Regions from separate parts of the Homo sapiens genome. Here region 2 is linked to region 1. A link is an interaction called in ENCODE POLR2A ChIA-PET data of the cell type or tissue named here. Cell type or tissue: Panc1. All regions are shown on one strand. Links, peaks and the distances in the headings refer to the core of each region. The heading gives the core; the rest is flanking DNA. Region 1 has its middle 230 kb from the start of LINC01753. Region 2 has its middle 85 kb from the start of MIR4422.

Region 1 (5,382 bases), core at 383-5,382:
CAGTGATTAAGGTTAGGATTCTAAGATTAGGGGAAGAAGCAAGAAAAGACTTTAGGCTTGGATTTAATTAGATTAAATCCTCAGTCAAATGATGGTGACGTTACCTCTGTCACTGGGCCATCATTGATTCCTCAGTGTCCCAGATGAGGATACTGGTGCTCAGAGAGATAAGGTAACTTATCCAAGGTAATACAGAAACAAATGTGTGGCATCAGTATTTGGAGTAATATCCATCTGACCACAAGGCTCATTTTTTTAAAAAAATATATTCTAACAAGAAGTTCTGTTTCTGACCAAGGATATACTGTTCTTTAAAACTTTAAAAAGGTGATGGCTTAAAACACACTAGAAAGTTTAAATTTAAAGTTTCTGGTCCTTTGTATAAGACTATAAGATGTAGCTTCCTAAAATCTAAAGCTCTCAGAAGTGCCTTCATTACTGCACATGACTAGGTGAGCTGGTTCCTGGCCTCAGCAGGATGTGGGTGAGACTCGGGTCCATCAGACACATGTCCATTCCCAGAGTGGAAAGGATGGGGTAGTGCTGGGGCTGGAGTCAGTCAGTGGCAATAGGAGAAAGTCCTAGCAGAAGAGAAGCACCTCCAAATGTCCAGCAGTAGAAAAAGGGAGCCAGGGACAGACTGAGTTGTCTTTTAGCCACATCTCTCAATCAGCTGGAGGGAGATCTGTTAAATGGATGGGGGAACAGTGATTAAGGTACGGATTCTAAGATTAGGGGAAGAGCCAAAAAAAGACTTTAGGCTTGGATTTAACTGGATTCCCCCCCAAAAAAGTTACCAAAATGTGGTATCAGAAACACACACTAAGGCTAATTTTTTAGGAAGGTGAGCAGAGTCCGAATATCAAAAACAGGTCAAGGCAGGAAAGGGATAAGCAGAACAAGTAACTTGATGCACTTGAAATTCCAAATAAGGACTCCTTATGGTCTTGTATCTAGGGACAGCATGCATAGGATTCACCAAATGCTGGTATCAGAAAAGGCATTAGAGACAGAGAAAATAGCATCTACCAAAACATAAAGGCTTGAATGTATATGGCATTTTGGGAAATACTGGACCTGTGATTGAGGGAAGTAGTACTTGGAAAATGTCAGGTGGAAGCAAATTGCATAAGACCTTGAATGTCAAATTGCCTGGAATTGTCTTGTAAAAAGTCAACAAATCTGGGTAATGCTAACTGGCAGATGATAGAGGGCAAGAGGAAGACACAGGGCCCGTGGCTGGTGCTTAATAGAAAAAAAATGAATAGTATGATAAATTCTGCTGTAGGATGACACACACAGCAAATAAGTGAATTAAGATATTCAAGCTAGAAGAGATCTTGGAGACTAATTTCTTCATTTTATAGTTCAAGATACAAGTCTATAAAACAGGAACTCATGGTCATGTTAGGCAACTAGAACCTAGTGCTCTTTCCATTCCATTGTACTTTGAGATTGCAAGGTTAACAGAAAATTAATTGAGTTCTCAAAAATTTGATATTGTTAGTTATAAAAATAAATGAGAAAAAAAATCTAAGTTTCTTGTGGCCTGGGAGTGGGACTGAATAATAAAACTGAAAGCCAATTTTCTGACCTAATTTCAGAGTCCAAGAACTTGACCATGGACCGCCCTTGGCTCTTCTCCCCAACTTCTGCAGGTTGACCTCATGTGCATTTGATCCCTCGGTCTTCAAGCCTTTTAACTCAAAAATTGGCATAAAACATTGCAAAGTCAAAAATATAATTGCAAGAGATTTTCTGTTTTGCGTGGAAATGAAATCTAATTCCAGGAAACAGCTAGATGCCAAATCCAGGGAAAGGTAAGATCAATATGAAGATAAATCCATTCAAGTTACTAGCCACTTGCTGGTAACCCTAAACAGAGGAGTAGAAAACAAACTTTAATACCTGGGTTTCCCAAGAGAGCAAAGACCCACTGCTTATTTCCATTTATTTTCTCACCTACACTGGTGCCATAATTGAGGTAGAGATACTCGAAAGAGCAAATGGAGCCCAGAGGAGGAAGCCACCATTATTGGGGAGACCAGAAGGCTCACCAGAAGAGGTAACATTTGAATCTGTTTTTGAAAGATTAGAAGGTATTTCTCCTGACAAAAGACAAGAGGAAGGTTATTCCCAACAAAGGAAATAATTTATGCACAGACATAAAAGGGACAATTGAGTGGATGGCCAATATAGTTCAACATGACAAGAAAATGAGATTGAGAGTACGGAGAAAGAAAAGCATTTCAGGCTTGTGCAAGGGCAGACGTGTGGAAGAACATAGTGCGTCAGAACAATGTCAAATAGTTACATGTGGGTCGAGCCAAAGTACAAGAAGGAATATAGAGGGAAATAAGGCTGCAAAGGGGAGGGGTCAGGCCAAGGACGACTGTGAATACCTGGCTAAGGAATCTGCCTCTTATTCTGCAGCTGGGGACAGGAGTCCACTAAAAGTGTATGAGCACATTTGAAATGTGCTTTGGGGAAAACAGACTTTTCCTCAAGTTTCCTCACCTGCACCAACATCACCCTTCTCTGAGCAACTTACCACTAACAGGAAGACTGCTCATGGGACCCTTAACACTGCTAACTGGATTTGCCTCCTTTGTGCTGTGAACAGCTCGAAGGCAAGGATGAGGTCTAAATAAACTCTGTATCCTGGGCACCCAACACAGAGTCAGCCCCATGGGAATGCTTGTTGACTGAATGCAGGCTGGTGTGCCCAAATAAATCATGGAATAAAGGGAAATAGGATGCAGCTGTGTGTTCTGTTGACCTCCTCCCACCTCCCACACTGACCAGGTCCCAACAGTGGCTGGATAAGTGGGGCAACATTGTTTCTTCATTCTTTGGTAGGACAATATTAACTACTCTCAAGTGCCACTGGGTTACCACTCAAAAAGGGAACATGGGAACAAATGGACCCAGCTCCTTGGTGACTAGGGGGACGTATTTCCTGAGATCAGGACATCATGAATGCATCCCACTCCATTCCTCAGGCCCCACTTGGTTCTGCCCACACAGACTCCTATCCTGCAAAGCCAAGACATTTCTGATATTGAATGTAGCTGATTGAGTGTGAACATAGATGCCTTCCTGAGACCTATGTGTATCTAGCTCAAGGCGTAAGATCCTTCCAGACAAGTAGCTGTGCCAGATGGCAATACATCTATTATACATCTGTATTGGTTCTCGCAGCAACATTGCAAAGTCAGTCTTACTGTCCCCATTTTACAGGCAAGGGACCCAAAACCTAGAATGGTGGAGTGGTTCTCAACCCTGGTTATAACAGAGAATCACTTGAGGGATTGGTAAATACTAACGACCAGACCCCAGCCCAGATTGCTTGAATAAGAGTTTCTGGGGTGAGGCTCACACATCAGTGTCCAAGGTCACACTGCTGGTGAGTAGCAAACCCAGGACTGAAACTGAGCTTCCCCTAGCCTCAGTATCCTTTCCAAAGCCCCATTTGCAGTAAGCAAAATTCTGCTTGAGAATTGTCCCTGGGAGCTTTAGGTCTGGTGTAAACATTCAGAAGCTGGGTGGGAGGCAGAGAAGGGGACAGGAAAAAGGCGTTGCATCAATTTTCCAGTTCCCTAGGCTGCTTGCTTTTGATCTTAAACCAAAGGATTGATTTGTGGCTTCTGTGGCCCATTAACTGTTTAGATTCCTGTTCAGAACACAGCACAGTCTCTTTCCTGCCAAGCAGGGGTGTCCTGGCACTGGGGCCTTGCTCTTGTGTCTCTTTGATTGGGGCATTGCTAAGGGCAGTTTTGGCAGCTTTATGGGCTGCGTCTCAGGCTGCTGACGTGGCCGCCTGATGGATGGCCTGCCGTGCTGTGCTTCTGGGGCCATGCCCCTAACTTCACCGAAGGAACTTGCTTGGGCCATGTGTTTTGGCTTCTTTTTATGAGAAGATTTGTGTTCGCCCATGAATCACAGAGTAGCCATGCTAGAAAGAACCTTATAGATCATGTGATCCACGACCGCCACTATTATCACTCTCCAGACACTTCTCTGATGAGAAAATGGAAGTTTATTTGATAATTAAGTATTAATTATAAAGTTCAACAGAATAAAATATTTCTATACCAAGAAATTATTATAAAAATGTTTATTTCACATCAACTATATGCCAGAGACTTTACATATATTATGTTGCTTAATCCTAAGGGCCACTCATATTGCACAAATCCAGGGGGCACCATTTATCTCATAGAGTATATATTACTTTACAGATGTTCAAGAACCTCCTAGAATAGTGCTGTTCATAACTTGGGTGGCCATACCTGGTAGCCCTCTTAGGATTGCTGGCAACCTTATGAGGAAGCTGTCATTCCTGCAGTGGTTCCAAGTACTCAATACCTGTTTCCTTCTGCAGCAAAAATGGCTCATCACATGAAGATTACCAGCCAAGTGGGAAACAAGCACCACCTTTGAGATGTGTCATTATAATGTGTATCAGGCAGTTTTTGCTACATAACAAATCACCCCACAATGTAGAGGCTGAAAGCAATTAACTATCTGTTATTGCTCACAAATCTTTAGGTCAGCGGGGAAGTTCTGTGGATTTGGGCTCAGCTCAGCTGATCTTGGTTGAGCCTATTGATACATATTCACCACCTCATGTGTAAACCATCCCATTCTAGGATGGCCTTGGCTAGGGTGGCTAAGATAACTGGGCCTCTCTCCATGTGGTCTCCCTTCGGGAGGTTAGCCTGGGCTGTTCACATGAAGGTCAGAGTTTCAAAAGAACAAAGGGAGCAGGTAAAACCTCTTGAGGCCCAGGCTCAGGACTCATATAATCACTTCTGCTTCTCTGTTTGGCCAAAGCAAGACACAAAGCCAGTTCAGATTACAGGGGTAGAGTAATGAAGTCCACCTCTGAATGAGAGCAGGCACAAAAATTTGTGGCCATTTTGGTAACCTATTGTCCCTATAACTCAAAATTACAGAGTTATGGGTTAACTCTGTTAGAGAACATGGCTTAGGTTTCCATCTGAAAGTGGTATGACCTACACTTTCCCCATAATGTACCAGTCTGACCAGCAGCTGTCCAGTTACAAGAGGAAAAGCTGGAACACAGAACAAAAGATTGGGATTGTTGTCCAAAGCAGTGAGTTCATCTAATAGGAAGGGGTTAGTGTTTGACTTTCATTGGTACCTATCACTTTAGATATTCTGGTACATATCACGTTAGATACTCCTTTTCTCTTAAAGAGAAGTGTGTAAGGATCTGAAAGTCTATAGGTGTTCCATTTAGCACTGAGAGGGGAGTAGAATGTAAGTTCTTCCCTCTGTGGTTCAAGGTGGGAATGTGGGAAGAATAGAGGAGAGTGTCCCTTCCTGATCAACAACCCCCAAATCTAGACAAGGAAA
Region 2 (5,382 bases), core at 1-5,000, 400 kb after region 1:
TCTAAAAGCCTATGGCATCTTTGACATCTAATTCAGGCAAGAGAAAAATTGCTCCCACCTCTCTTTCATATCCTAGAAAAATACACATTACATTATTCAAAATTTAAACTGGGAGTATCTCTGTCCTTGGTGAGACTCTGAGCTCCCTGAGTTCAGGGATGCAGTCTTATCTCATGTATCTGCCTCCATCGCCCAGTACAGAGCCCAGCACAAAGCAGCGACTTAGGGAGAGGGTGCTGAGTGGAATTTGATTGAAGGGAAATTGGAACTGAGGTGTGGCAGCTACCGCCAGTACCCTACACCTACACAAACACACATGCACACATGCACTCACGCATGTGCACATGTGCACACGTTTCTGCTTCCTCAACGAAATGCTTTCCCCACATTCTTCCAATCGTTTTTGGCACCTGTCCCAACCACCTACCTCTGTACCACCTGCTTATGGACCTAAAAGCCTCGAACAGTTAATTCCCTGCTCCCAGACCTGGAGAGGTACTCACTCCCCAGATGAGGCACTTTCAAAAGCTGCTGGGGCATCAGATGCGCACCCAGCAAGGTGCAGGCTCTGTGGCTAGCCAGGGACAGCTTGCTCAGTGAGTTCACATTCCCAGCAGGGTATAATGAGGGGGTATGAGGAGGGCAGGGATAGCCAGCTTAACTTGAGCAAGACCCCTCCTCACACAGGCTAGCTGTGTGACCCAACAGAGGAGGAGGGGGGTTTCTCCCACTTCAATCCATTTGGCCTATATTTTTTAGAGAGTTTGATTTGCACAATGCAAAGTTAGAGGCATTAGAAGACACCATAACGGGAATCCTGAAAAAATAAAATGACAATTAGTAAGCCCTCATTTCCATGTTTTCCCACGAAGTTGTAAGCACAGCCCTATGGGGGGAGTGGATTACCATCCCCATGGTCACAGATAAGGAAGAGGAATTGGCATCTATGGAGCACCAGTCAGTGCTATGCTAAGAAGTTTGTAGTTATCATTTTATTTTACATTTACTCTTTAGCCCAAACTGCCAAGTGGAGATTATTAACCCCACATTAGAGATAAAGAAATTGAGGCTGAGAGAAGGCAAATAACTTGCCCAAGATCCTGAGAAATAACTAATCCTAATCCCCAAACTGGGATTAATTCCAAAGTCCCATGCCCTTCATCCACTCATTTGTTTAAAATATAGTACTTAGCACATAATAGATGTTTATGCCCTATTCCACCCATGGGTTTCATGACCCTGGAAAGATCCAGATGCCAAAAGGACCTGCCTGGACCAGGGAGAAAGATAAATCCCAAATTGGAAATGAGATTGTAGTTTTAAAGGACTAACTGGCCAGAAAATGCTCAGATCTGCCGTAAAGGTGTATTCCATTGAGCACATGTGAAGGTAATGATTCAAGAAAAAATAAAATTGTTTCATGCTTATATCTCACCAAGACCAACCTATTCAATGTGCCAATTGCAATAGCATGAGGCCCGTTATAACAAGAGGGGCAGGGGCTTCTGGGAGGGACAGAGCATAGGCTCAAAGCCCAGCTGTGCGGAGTCAGAGATGACTTCCCTGAGGGGACTTACAGGATGAACAGCCATCCAGGCAGAGGCCTGGTAGGAAACAGAGAGTTAATGTGCCTGCAATGACAGGACAAATGGACGTGAAAAGGCTGGAGAGGTGGGGGTAGGTAGGAACCAGATCGTAAAGGCCCTTGTAGGTCAGGGTGAGGACTCCAGACTTCATTCCAAGGATAAAAGAGATCCTTTGCAGGGTTTTATGCAGGAGTGTAAGAATCTGATTTGCAGCTGGGCACAGCGGCTCACGCCTATAATCCCAGCATTTTGGGAGGCCGAAGTGGGCAGATAACCTGAGGTCAGGAGTTCGAGACCAGCCTGGCCAACATGGTGAAAACCCTTCTCTACTAAAAATACAAAAACTAGCCGGGTGTGGTGGCACGCAACTGTAATCCCAGCTACTCGGGGGCTGAGGCAGGAGAATCACTTGAACCCAGGAGGCAGAGGTTGCAGTGAGCCAAGATCATGCCCCTGTACAACAGCCTGGGCGACAGAGCAAGACTCCATCTCAAAAAAAAAAAAAAAAAAAAAGGAATCTGATTTACATTTATAAAACAAAGTCTAGTTGTGGTATGAAGCAGAGATTGAAAAAGTGAAAAAGTCAATTCAAGAAGCTTAGAAAGAAATCCAAGAGATGACGGTGGCTTGGACCAGTGACAGTGAAGGGAGGAGTGGGGAAGTGTGAAAAGGATTTCAAAGAGCTCAGCAGTCATTTATGGTGAAAGGCTCATCATCTATTATTTCTCCGAGGAAATTCAGGACTTCAGGACAAATCTGTGTCACTTTTGATCCAAAGATGTGCTTGACTCAGGGGACCCTGGGCAGACAGCCAAACCTTGTCCCCCAGCCAGAGATGCTGGAGGCTTTGGAATGTGGAGATGAGCGGTTAGGAAAGTGGTTCAATGACTGGGCAAAGAGCGGCATCTGGCACAGGAAAGACCAAGTGATAAATGCATTAAAATGCAAAGCAAAACACGTTGCAAAGATTGCTTATCTAGGACTAATGTGTAGCATCTAAAGCACAGTCTCCATGACCCAGTAGACCTGAGATTCATCAGATTCGGTCACTGACTAACAGGGGAAGCCGCTTGACCACTTTGAGCCTAGATATTTCCATCTGTAAAGTGAACATAATAAGGCCTCTCTCTCACAAGCCTTGCAGGGGCCTGGGAAAGTTAAAGAAAATACCAGTACATCACCAAGCATGGCCCATTTACTTAGGCCACGGAAAATAAGAGATACTCAGAGGATACCAAAGGATACTCAGAAGTTAGAAAGGAAAGGAACTGCTGATTGACTGGATGTGGGGGTGAGGGTAAGGGCAGAGGCCGGGCTGATGCTCAGATTTCTGCATGAACACACAAGTGGATGTTAAGATGTGGGAATCCCTCCCACACAGACCCCGGCCTGACTCATGCCTACCAGCCCCATGTATAGGAAGCTGAGTAATCCTCCACTCCTTCCTTCCTATTGCCAAGAATTTCTCTGGAAGACCTAGCTCCCATAAAAATAAACATAAGAAAAACAAATATTCATCAAGCATTTACTAAGTGCCTGCTGAGAACTTTACATGCATTACGTCATTGAAGCCTCACAACTACCTATGAGGAGGCAAGTACTATGATCCCATTTTACAAGTGAGGAGACTGAGGCTCAGAGAGGTGATGTTGGTGGCTCACCCAAGTCCTCCAGGTGAGTAAGTAGCAGATCCTGGCCTCAAAACGGGGCCTGCCTCTGGCCCACCTGAGCAGAGTCAGAGTTGCAACTCGCCTGTGCAGCCCATGTTGCAGGCGCCCCTCCTGGGAACCCACCAGGCCCAGCTGCTGCAGCTCCAGCACACCAGGCGGTCTAAGCCAGTTCTGACAGATGACTGATTTACTGGAGAGGCTCAGTAGGGAACAGCCGGGCACCTGAGTGAATTTGTGACCCCACAACCAGGTGTTCCTGCTGCCTGTTGACAGCACCTGGATTACGTGTGGCAGGAAGAGGAACAGGCCCCGGCCATTCAACACCATATCGCAGCACCGACCTGCTTTGGCTCTTGGGGATCTCCCGCTCTCAAATATTTGTGACCGCTGACTCCCTTGCTTCTCAAAGGGTGGTCCATGGACCAGCATCATCGCATCAGAACCAGCTGGGAGCTCACTGGAAATGTGGAAACTCAGGATCCAGCCAGGACCTTCGGAGTCAGCCTTCGCATTTGATCTCCAGGCAGCTGCAGTACACGTTGATACAGTCGAAAGAACACAAGACCACAAAGTCCAGAGACCTCGGTAGGAGTCCTGACCAGCCACTGAGAGGCTCTGGAACCTTGGGTGAGTCTCTTCTGAGCCTCGGTTTGCTCATCCATAAAATGAGAGTGTTTAGACCAGATAGTCTCCAATGTCAGCCAGAAAACACTCAGATCTGCTGGTGGAGGGAACAAAGGCCTGGGGAGTCAGACTCAAAGCTCCATAAATATTTTAATTAAATAAGCACATAATTAACTTCACAAATTTTTACGGCACACCTACAATGTGCTAGGCATTCTAGCCCCTATTGATAAAGAAGTCCTTGCTCTAATGGGACTTGTATTAATTTTCTAACTAATGAAATGGGGTTAAAACTCCAACTCTAGTCCTTAGTAGCTGTGTGACCTTAGGAACATGATTTAACTTCACCACTGTCTAGTTTTCCCACTTATAAAATAATAACAACAATAACAAGAGCAGCTAACCTTTATTGAGCACTTATTGTCAGACACTATTCTAAATGCATGCAAAAATTCCCTAGGAGGCAATATAACCTGAGTTCCAATCCTGATACCCGCCTCCCCACTTAAAGCTGCAGGACTTTAGGGCAGTTACTTGGCCTGTCTATGCCTGGGTTCCTGTGTTGGCTGCTGTGATGTGTCATGGGGTACCCCTTCCAGAATGAAGAACTTATTGCCCTCAGTGGCTGGAAGTGCTGTGGCAAGACAGCCCACAGCTGTCAGCCCTTTCTGGGAAGTCCGCTTGGGTCAAGAAAACTGACTCACTCAAGTTCATGTTCACATCAGATGTCTGATCAACATAGGAGTGCAAAGTCTAATCCCCTTACCCCACTTGGATCAACTGAAGGACCATCCAAGTTCCAGAGCAACCCATGGGGCCAGCTGAGGTCTTGGCTGAGACCATATTACAGCTCAAAATTTCCCTGGGCCCCTCCTGCCTCTTCCCTCTTCCCACCGGTGTTGGTCCCAAGAGCACTCCCTCTTAAACAGACTGCATGCCCATGTCCGTCTCAGAGTTGGCTTCCTGAGCAACCCAGTCTGCTGGATTCCCATCTATAAAATGAGAACAAGCACAACACCAACTTCATAGGGCTTTTGTGCACGCTACATGAGTAAACATATGAAGTGCTTAAAATCCCTGGAGTGTGGGAAGTGCTCTAAATGTACGTGCTGTCACTGTTATCATTGGTATTATTAGTTCATGTAATCCCATTAAGGAATGTATCTCCTTGGTCTCATTCTAAAGGGAGCAGCATGTGCAAGGGCACTGAAGCAGGTAAGTGTGAACAGGGAGCTAAAGAAGAAAGGCCCAGTAGCATAAGATGAGGCTAAAGGGGAGGTGTCAGGGGGCAGGAGGCCAGAGCATGTGGGCTCTCGCAGGCCATGGTAAAGAGTTTGACCTTCATTCTAATAGTTAAGAGAGTGGAAGACCCTTCCACTGAAGGGTCTTCAGCAGGAATGACACACTTACCCCTCAGAGCTGCCCAGCCCAGGGTTGGACCTCTCTGATGTTAGTGTCCACTCTTACTCCCTCTCAACAGCTCCCAGGAGTCTGTCTCTCCC

What was found. Peaks named below come from ENCODE experiments on the same cell type or tissue, not always from the same donor. Only the 100,000 strongest peaks of a DNase experiment are listed, where the experiment ranks them.
Region 2: POLR2A ChIA-PET joins it to region 1 with 8 read pairs; 2 of 35 experiments call an interaction of 5 or more read pairs at or near these places.

The regions. Positions count from the first base shown.
Region 1 is chr1:55,710,685-55,716,066 of GRCh38, reverse strand. No RefSeq gene overlaps it. Among named protein-coding and RNA genes, the nearest start is that of LINC01753, 230 kb to the left of the region's middle. In Panc1, for the core only: no CTCF peak of the experiment used is centred there; no DNase peak of the experiment used is centred there.
Region 2 is chr1:55,308,404-55,313,785 of GRCh38, reverse strand. No RefSeq gene overlaps it. Among named protein-coding and RNA genes, the nearest start is that of MIR4422, 85 kb to the right of the region's middle. In Panc1, for the core only: no CTCF peak of the experiment used is centred there; a DNase peak (open chromatin) is centred at 2,965; H3K27ac peaks cover 273 bases.